Linked DNA regions of Homo sapiens: region 2 is linked to region 1. The links are chromatin contacts, found by Hi-C in ENCODE. All regions are on one chromosome and are shown on one strand. Each heading gives the region's core, a stretch centred on a gene start or an enhancer-like site at or near the end of the contact. The rest is flanking DNA. Distances are from core to core; before and after follow the strand shown. Region 1 overlaps ENTREP1 (endosomal transmembrane epsin interactor 1). Region 2 has its middle 71 kb from the start of ENTREP1.

Evidence for each region. Hi-C counts contacts between places; a loop is a spot of excess contacts on that map.
Region 2: a loop to region 1 is called in a map of HCT116, with 7 times the contacts of the local background. The contact joins two enhancer-like sites. A Hi-C loop is called at or near these places in 9 of 168 maps with a recorded cell type or tissue (A673, HCT116, astrocyte of the cerebellum and 6 more) and 1 of 37 single-sample maps with no recorded cell type.

What each region holds. Positions count from the first base shown.
Region 1 is chr9:69,344,420-69,349,158 of GRCh38, reverse strand. All of the region lies in intron 2 of ENTREP1 (endosomal transmembrane epsin interactor 1), which reads right to left. Among named protein-coding and RNA genes, the nearest start is that of ENTREP1, 22 kb to the right of the region's middle. Within about 2 kb of position 2,381, at least 3 of the 41 ENCODE cell types and tissues checked have a DNase peak (open chromatin) inside an H3K27ac peak, as active enhancers do; they include breast epithelium, where a contact is called at or near this core.
Region 2 is chr9:69,393,718-69,399,105 of GRCh38, reverse strand. No RefSeq gene overlaps it. Among named protein-coding and RNA genes, the nearest start is that of ENTREP1, 71 kb to the right of the region's middle. Within about 2 kb of position 3,316, at least 2 of the 41 ENCODE cell types and tissues checked have a DNase peak (open chromatin) inside an H3K27ac peak, as active enhancers do; they include breast epithelium, where a contact is called at or near this core.

The sequences.
Region 1 (4,739 bases), core at 1,132-3,631:
AGGCTGGAGTAGCATGGTGCAATCTTGGCTCACTGCAACCTCCACCTCCTGGGTTCAAGCGATTCCCCTGCCTCAGCCTTCTGAGTGGCTGGAATTACAGGTGCCCGCCACCATGCCTGGCTAATTTTTGTATTTTTAGTAGAGACAGGGTTTCACCATGTTGGCCAGGCTAGTCTCAAACTCCTGACCTCAGGTGATCCACCCGCCTCAGCCTCCCAAAGTGCTAGGATTACAGGCATGAGCCACCATGCCTGGCCCAGCATTATTCCTAATAGCCAAAGTGGAAATGTCCATCAACTGATGAATAAATAAATAAAATGTGATATATCCATATAATGGAATACAATTCAGCAATAAAAAAGGGACAAGTACTGACAGATACTATAACATGGGTGAATCTTAAAAATATTAAGCTAAAAAATATGCTAACTGGAAGAAGTCAATTACAAAGGATCACATACTGTATGATTCCATTTATTTGAAATATCCAGAATGGGCAAATCTATGAAGACAAAAAGTACATTAGTGGTTTCCTGAGGCTGAAGGTATTGAGAGGAAATCAGGAGTGACTTCTAATGGGTACAGGATTTTTTTGGAGGCTGATGAAAATATTCCATAATTGATAGTAGTGAAGTTTACATAGATCTGGGAATAGGCTAAAAATCCATTGAATTGTATACTTTAAATGTGTGAATTTTTTGGTGTGTCAACTACATCTCAATAAAGAAAAAAGCAGCAGGCTTGGGTATTGTGGCTCACACCTGTAATCCCAGCACTCTTGGAGGCCAAGTTGGGCAGATCACTTGAGCTCAGGAGTTCGAGACCAGCCTGGGCAACATGGTGAAACCCTGTCTCTACAAAAAATTAAATTAAAAAAAATTAGCTGGGCATGGTGGCACATGCCTATAGTCCCAACTCCTTGGCCCTGAGGTGGGAGGATCAGTTGACCCCAGGAGGTCGAGGCTGCAGTGAGCTGTGTCCGCGCCACTGCACTCCAGCCTGGGTGACAGTGAGATCTTCTTTTAAAAAAGAAAGACAGAAAGAAGCAGCAGCTAGATGATCTCTGAGATTAGGTGCCTTTTTGTCAACAAAAAGAAAGAAAGAAAAGAATCATTTAGAACATCTCAGAAAAATATAAACATATACATCAAAGTCATGGTCCAAACATGAAGCAAACTAGAATGTGGCATGATACCAAGCACGTACTAGAGAATAAGAAAAAATAATGCATTTGACTTGGCAAAGGAAACAGTCTTCCTTTGAATAACATGGAATTACATTTCCTTCTCTTTAATATCAATCATTCTTCCTGGTGTTGCAGTAAATAATGTAGCTGGTCCCTTGAACAAGCAGAGCTTAGGGAGGTCAACAGAAAACCACTTTCTTTCCTTGCTGCAATGTTGTTCAAGGCCACTCTGTAGGGCTCATTATTCCTGATTGTTTAAGATGAAATTGGAGTCCAGGACCATGACTTGTCTGATCAATATCAGGTACAAAAAGTCCTCCAGTCACTTCAAGTCACAAAACAACTCATTTCAGTAATTACAATGTCCAAGGCTGTGTCCCAGTCAAAACTTGGAACTTCATTTGAATGTAAGCTTCTCTCTCTGCCACCAGGCTTATTACTCTAGGCAGGGAGCAAGCCTGCCGTGGGAAGGCAAGGGAATGGCCTCAATCTGCTCTGTTTCCCTTTTTTCGTGTGGGTCTACTGCTCCCCCTACAACACAGTTGGGTTTGATAGAAGGGGGTGTGGGGAAGGCCACAGCCATGTTGGTAGGGAAGGTAACGGGCAGGGAGAGTTCATCTGCCTGTTATGTTGGGACTTGGCAAGTGTTTACAGGGGATTCTCTCCAGAATGGAGCTTCCATTGGCTCCTCAGAGATACCTACTGCTGAGCTTCCAGCTCCCTTAGCCTGAGCATCCAGGAGTCCAGGCCCAGCCTCCTTCTGCTGTGGTCTGCTCACTTCCTATGGCCTCTCTGGGCAGGATGTGAGCTCACCCCATGCCTGCTATTTCCTGGGAGGCCCATCTGGTCAGCTAGAAGTATATTCATGTTGTGCTTAGTCTATGAACATAGAATTATTTCCAACTGCAGGCTTTAACTCTGAGGCCACAGGGTGCTCCAATCCGTCCTTTAGAATCCCCAGGTGTAGCCGACAACGGTCCCGTCAGACACCAAAGAATCTATCATATTCTCCAATTGCTTATCTTTAAATACTTCCCCTTTTCCCCATGAGAAGGTGGAACTCAAAATGCCACAGCAATTCAGTAACTTTCTCCAAAACATTTGTCTCTTTAATCCCTAATCTTTTTCTAGGCTGGGAGATGGAGATCAGCTAAGGGTTGCAAAACTGGTTTTCACCCAGCAGCTTTGCAAGTCCTGCTTAGATAGTCTAACACAGACACTGGAATGTTGGCATCCCTTATACCAAGGCCTCAGGTGAATCTGGAAATAAAGAATCTAATAAATGCCATTAGCGGTTTTCATTGTCTGAGAAACAATTTATAGGCAAAGTCTGAATGATATAATATAGCTTAAGAGCAAAATGTAAATGTTAAGACACTGACAACATAAAAGTAAAATATCACTATCAAAAACTGGGAAAGCAGGGAAAGAAGTAAAAAAAGTCATAATTTCTTTATCTTATATAAAAGAGGGTCAAAAGATACTATCCAAAGTTCAGAAATTAAGAAACAGAAGCTTACAATATTATCTACAACAATAAAGTCATCAATAGAAGTAACAAAAATAACTTTTTAAAAAACAAGAAAGGAGGGAAACAGGTTAACATACGTGTGGCAAATTCCTCACTTTTAACAAGGTAGGACAACCACCAAGAATGCTAAAACCAGAAAATGTTTAAAATGTTATTTCTGGCCAAGCGCAGTGGCTCACGCCTGTAATCCCAGCACTTAGGGAGGCCTAGGTAGGCAAATCAACTGAAGTCAGGAGTTCGAGACCAGCCTGGCCAACATGGTGAAACCCCGTCTCTACTAAAAATATATAAATTAGCCGGGCATGGTGGCACGTGCCTGTAATCCCAGCTACCCGGGAAGCTGAGACAGGAGAATCGCTTGAACCCGGGAGGCAGAGGCTGCAGTAAGCCAAGATCGCCACCACTGCACTCCAGCCTGGGCAACAGAGCAAGACTCCATCTCAAAAAAAAAAAAGTGTTATTTGTGTGGAGTATAAGTCAGGTTTGGGTGTGGGATAAATGCAGAGGTCTAATTATTTTTAATAAGAATAAGAAGGTAGGCCAGGCACAGTAGCTCACATCTGTAATCCCAGCACTTTGGGAGACTGAGATGGGCAAGTCACTTGAGGTCAGGAGTTTGAGACCAGCCTGGCCAAGATGGTGAAACCCCATTTCTACTAAAAATACAAAAATTAAGCCACGTATGGTGGCGCATGCCTGTAATCCCAGCTACTCAGGAGGCTGAGGCACGAGAATCCCTTGGACCCAGGAGGCGGAGGTTGCAGAAGGCCAAGATTGTGCCGCTGCATTCCAGTCTGGGTGACAGAGTGAGACTCCGTCTCAAAAGATAAAAATTTTTAAAAAAGAGTAAGAAGGCTAATGAGCTCCCATTTTTTTAATAAAAAATATTTTCCCTCTTAAAAGGCACTTACTAAATTATAAAATATCACTGTGGTGTGTTTGAGATATAGGTAGATGGATAGATAATATATTTAGATATATAACTATAAATATGAAATAAAAGAGAAACAGTCTCAGAGAGGTAAAGTATTATGCCAAATTATACAACTAAGTACAGTACCCAGGTCAAATCTGGGTCTGACCCAAATCTATACTCTTTCTTCTCCATCAATGTGCAGGATGCCTGCTAACACATAATGTCCATTTAGAGATCATTATTTTCTCTTCACAAAAGAGCTTTACCAGGAAACTCTTTGGTATCACCGTTGAGACATTACAGCTCATTATACCCAATTCTACCATCACCCAAGCCCTGACACCCCGACCCAGCCTCCTTCACCTGACACTTCCCACCAATGCTGAGCTTACCACCAATCCATCTACTTTGCATGCCCACTGGATTTCTTGTTTTTCAACTGAGTTACCATAAGTGTCCAAATGTTTTAAAATGAATCTATTTAGTTTGAACTATTTTTAATTATTATAAAAGTAATATTCATAGAAGAAAAATCATGGTCTTAAGCATTCAGAGTTCTTGATTATGTTAGGAACAAGAGAAACCAACTCAGGCTATTTAAGAAGAAAAGGAATTTCTTGCAAGACTATCAGGTAGCTCACAGAATCCACAAGAACGAGGCTCAGGAACCCAGGAAGGAGCCAAAGAACCCGGGAGCTGGCACTTCTAGCAAGGTCATGCCACAGGAAAACCAGGTCCCTTGTTGTCAGCCTTGGACACAAGCTGCCTCCTTTGCCCAATAAGTTCCAAGTGGCCCCAGGGCTACAGTGCATCCACAGCTCCAGATTCAGAGTCCTGGGCTAGAGCTCCAGGGGGTAGAGGTCACGGGCTCACAGGCTGGCTGCTAGCATTCAGAAACATAAGCACGTGGCCTCAGAAGCTTCATTGCCAGAGGCAGGGCCCCACTGCTCACCAAGACACACACAAAGGCAGAGACACCAACTCCAAAAAGGGAATTCAGACATTGCAGGTACAGGGTGGCGAAAAATCAAACAAAAGATAACTAAACTAAAAGTCTCCTCTTCACACAATACAGCACTGTTCCCTCCAAATACAAATTGGAGAGC
Region 2 (5,388 bases), core at 2,067-4,566, 49 kb before region 1:
ACTTCCCAATTCATTTTATGAATCTAATAAAATACCGATACCCAAACCAGATAAAGAGTATACAGAAATATACTAACCAGTATCATTAATAAATAGCATTGAAAATTTTTGAAATTTAGCAAACAGAATCCAACATCACATTAAGAAAATAATACACCATGAATTAATGGGATTTATTCAATAATTCAAGGTTGGTTCACTATTCAAAATCCATTAATACCATAGTCCACATTAATAAACCTAAGGGGGAAAAATAATATGATTATTTCCAGGGATGCTGAGAGAGCCTTTGACAAAATCCAGTACCCCTTCATGAAGCAAACAAAAATCAACTACAACAGAACAAAAACCCTCAAGAACATAGGAACTGAGGTATGCTATTTTTATATATTATTTATTTATTTATTTATTTTTGTCCTAAAGCTAGTATCTTATTTAATGGAGAAACGTCAAAGGCATTTCCTCTAAGATCAGGAACATGACAAGGATGTTGTAGTTCCACTACTCTTCCACATTGTAGTAGAGATGTCCGCCAAATGTAATTAAACAAGAGAAATCAAGTAGAGTCATAAGAATTGGTAAAGAATTGTGAAGACTATTGTGAAGATTACTTGAACTAAGTTAATAAGACAGCTCTGGAAGGGCTCACAATAAGTGCTACTCATTATTATCTTTTTTTTTTTTTTTTTTTTTTTTTTTGGAGACAGGGTCTTGCTCTGTCACCCAGGCTGGAGTGCAGTGGCACCATCACAGATTACTGCAATCTCAACCTCTTGGACTCAAGCAATCCTCCCAACTCAGCCTCCTGAGTAGCTGAGACCACAGGTATGCAACACCATGCCTGGCTTTTTTATCTTTTGTGGAGACAGGGTCTCACTATGTTGCTCAGGCTGGTCTCAAGCTCTCAGGTTCAAACAATCCCCTCACCTTAGCCTCCCAAAGTGCTGGGATTACAGGTGCAAGCCACTGTGCCTGGCCTCATTATCACCATTTGTAAGTGACACACTGGTGTTACCATTTCAGCTCCCTATGAGTTCCAGTGGTGTGTTTCTTTCGCCTCCCCATAGTTCCCTGCCACGGCAGTCTAGAGAAGAGCAAGCAGTCTGCTGTAATGGAAGGCAGGAGACACAGGCTAAAGTTGTGGCATGCTGACACTTGCAGCTCGTATGAGACAAACCAAATTTGTTTACCACTCTGGATGTCGGTCTCCTCATCTACAAAATGAGGAGAGAGGCCCCCATGCCTGATACCTCTCATATTTTGGTGTATGATTACTGTTGAACACCTGCTTGTCTCCACCAAGCAGATACAGTGCGGCGGGAGAAACAGCTTGCGACCAGAGCAGAATAATCCCAGCAACTCTCCTTGCTTGGAATTGTTTTCTGCCTAATATGTGATCCTGCCCGCACTATGAAATGTTCCTTTTGGATCAGAATTCATGAACAGTATCTAAAAGATTCTGGGAAAGCCTCCATAGACCTGGGACCTACAGCCACTTTGCCAGAGAAGAACGATGATTCATCCTGAATTTTGGCTCTAGCTTCTTTGTTAGGGCAAAACAGAGATCCTGCCAGCTGTTGGAATGAAAGGAGCGTTTTTCTTTAGACAGTGACAAGCCTGAGGCAAGGGACACAGTGTCATGAGAGTTCCCACTCAGAAACGGAGATGCTCCTTGGAGTCGGACACACTCACCCCTTGACCAAACTTGAGTAAGGCTCCTCTGAGTCCTCTTTTTCTTTTTTTGATGTTTTTTGTTGTTGTTGTTGGTTGTTTTGTTTTGTTTTTTGGTGTTGGTTTTTTTTTTTGTATTTTTGAGAAAGTGTCTCACTCTGTCACCCACGTTGGAGTGCAGTGGAATCATGGCTCGCTGCAGCCTCAACCTCCTGGGCTCAAGTGATCCTCCAACCTCAGCCTCCTGAGTAGCTGGGACTACAGACATGTACCACGCGTGGCTAATTTTTACACTTTTTTGTAGAGATGGGGTCTCACTATGTTGCCCAGTCTGGTCTTGAACTTCTGGACTCAAGTGATCCTCCCACCTCAGTTTTCAAAGTGTTGGGATTATGGGCATGAGCTATTGCACCCTGCCTGAGTCCTCTTTCTGACTCTTGGACTCTTAGTCCAGTTTTAGCAAGAATTCTGCTGAGTCAGTTTAGCAAAAATCTCCTATCCTTGGTATCTGATCACATTCCTCATTCCCTACCCTGATAGCTTATCACCCTGGCCTGCCTTCAGCAAGAATCCTAGTGACTTGGTGTATCAAGAATTGCCCCAGCCCTCACGTTTCCTCTTAGTACTTTTCTATCTACTGACCCCAACATTGCTCCTTGGCTGTATAAATCTCCACTTGTCCTGCTATGTTTGGGGTTGAGTCTGACCTTTCTCCCCTATTGCAGAACCCCACTGCGGTGGCTCCTGCTTGAATAAGTCTTCCTTACCATCTTTTTTTTTTTTTTTTTGAGATGGAGTCTCGCTCTATTCGCTCTATCGCCCAGGCTGGAGTGCAGTGGCACAATCTTGGCTCACTGCAACCTCCACCTCCTGAGTTCAAGCAATTCTCCTGTCTCAGCCTCCCAAGTAGCTGGGATTACAGGCACCCATGATCACACCCGGCTAATTTCTGTATCTTTAGTAGAGACGGGGTTTCACCATGTTGACCAGGCTGGTCTCAAACTCCTGACCTCAGGTGATCCACCTGCCTCGGCCTCCCAAAGTGCTGGAATTACAGGTGTGAGCCATGGTGCTCGGCCCGTTACCATCTTTAACAATAGTCAGGAATAACTTTTCATCAAGAATTCCCAGGATGGTGAACCATCTGCCACGTGAGCCTGTTTGATAATCAGGGATGAGGGAGCCTTCACGCCAGCCTCTGAGAAACCAGGCGTGTACCTGTTGGTCTCAAAGTCACCCTCTCTTGGCTCCTCCTCCTTGCTGGAGCCTTGGCACGGTTCAGCAGCCAAGAGGAAAATGGCTTTGCATTTGTAATTTGTGATTTGTGTGTCCCCTCTTCCTGCTCTGCATTCTACCCTCAGCCCCTGGCCCACAGCCTGGTACCCTGGAGCTCCATAAATACCTGTTGAGTGAATGAGAGGATGAAGGCTTCTGCAGAGAGAGAGTGGAAGAAAAGTGGCGTCTTTTGACTTCGGACTTGGCTTTCCTTGCAGAGGCCTCAGGGAGGAACAACACGGAAACAAAGATGGCCTTGTCCTGGGCCCTTCCCTCCCTGCCCCACTGTCCTCCTCTGCATCCTACAGCAGCCTGGGGGGAGGTGGAAATGGGCCCCTTTGTTCTGCTTCCAGAATTCCACTCCCACTGGGTGGAGGCCTGGCTGCAGCCCCCTCCTTCCTCTGCCAGTTCTTCCTAATCCTGAGCGACTCGCCAAAGCCTTGGATCTTCACACCGTGGGTCTCGCTGTGAGGACGGGCCTAAGCTCACAGGTAGCCTCAGAGACAGATACGGGTGCAGAGGGAAGAGGGGGTCCCCACCTGTTACCTCCCAGTCCTCTTCATCAGTGTCCCCAGGACCTATCACACAGGACAAATGAAACTGGGAGACGCCGTCTAGAGTGGGAACCCAGGTGAACACTAATCCAGTGTGGGCTGCAGACCTGTTTTTCCCTGGTCCCTGACATGAGTAAATTCAGAAAATGAGGGTAAGTGCTTTGAGATGTTAACATGATAGAGTACTTTACTTTTATGACTATTGAATCAAATAACTTTTCAAGGGTTTTAATGGATTATCAGACCATGGAAAGATACAGGAAACTTGAATGCATATTACTAAGTGAAAGAAGTCAGTCTGAAAAGGCTGTATAGTATCTGATTCCAACTGTGTGACATTCTGGAGAAAGCAAAACTATGGAGACTGTCAAAGGACCAGTGGTTGTCAGGAGTTAGGGGAGAGAGGCATGACTGGGTAGAGCACAGAGGATTTTAGGGCAGTGGAACTACTCTGTATACTACTACAGTGGTGGATACAGGTCATCATGCATTGTTCAAATTCATGGAATGGACGACACCAAAGGTTAACTCCAGCCAGAAGTGCTGGTCTCTTACCCCTGCCCCATTCTTAGCACTGGGCCTCAGTTTCCTTTCCTGCAAATTGAGGGGGTAGCATGATCTGACCTACCCAATTAGACAGTTCAGCAAATGTCTGGTTCTTTTGACAAATACAGGCAGCGTCTGGAAATTAGGGGCCATAGACTCCTCCTCCAAACCTCACCATCAAGATGCTCCAATGAAAGCAGGTCTTGGGCAATTCTGCCAGCCAGCCATGCTCATTGGCAAGGCTGCACAAAACAGTTTGTAAGCTTGGGGAAGTCCTAGCTGTCCTCAGATTCTCAGATACGTAGCTTGCTTGAAAGGTTGGGGTTCTGAAGGAGCAGCTTGAATCTCAGTCCATCCTGTGACAATCTCACAAAGTGGGGACCAGATTCTGATGCCTCATTGGGACAGAGGCAACAATGACTATGCAGTGCTCCTAGCTGGCCACATGTTGTGAACATTATTTACTTCACCAGTGAAAACTTATTTCAAACATCCCTTATGCTAATTAATCAACCCTCTGGTATAATTTTGATAACCACATTTGAAATGCTTTGTTAAAACCACTGGACTATGGATTCCTAAGGAACTCCAAAGGCGAAACAGCTGCCCTCGCTATATATGTTCAGTTAACCTATGAGCATGTGTATCATTATTAATGCTTAAGTATTTAAAAGTATATTACTACCCAGATGAACTAGGAAGGAGATAAATCACATGACTTCTGAGTTCCCTCCCATGCTAAATATATGTAAACTATTGTTATATATATATATGTTTCTGTGTTTTTTTTTTTTACTTTAATACTCCTTAAAGTCAGGGAAGGAAGGCAGAAATAGGTTTTCAGATTTCGCCATTTCTGAAGTTGCAGGGACAATTCCATGAAGCTAAGACAGGCCCCCCCTTGCTCCTGGTGTCCATCTAACTGATGCTCTCAGGCTTTATGCCTCCTTTCCTCTTCCAGTTGTCGCTGGCAATTTCTCATTCCTCGGGATGGCTGAGGCCATCTCTGTGACTGTCCCCCCAAAGCTAGAAGCCAGACACTGTTCACACTTGTGGTGCCCACCTGTCTTCCTTGAGCCTTTCAGGTACACAGGGAGGCCTGCGGTGGCAGGTGGAGGTGAGCAATAGGGTTCAGAAGGGAAGGTGGAGAGGGATGCAGCTGGGAAAAAAAAAAAAAAGATTCCAGAGCAGTGAGAAAGGCACAGCCAGGCCTGAGTGAGGGAAGGAAAGGCCAGTCCCTTCTCTTGCCTGGCTACAGGAGTGGGACAAAGTGGTTGGCTAACTGCTGTGGGGCCTCACTTGGAGAAACCAGTTTGGGGGTACACAAGGAGCTGTGAAGGAG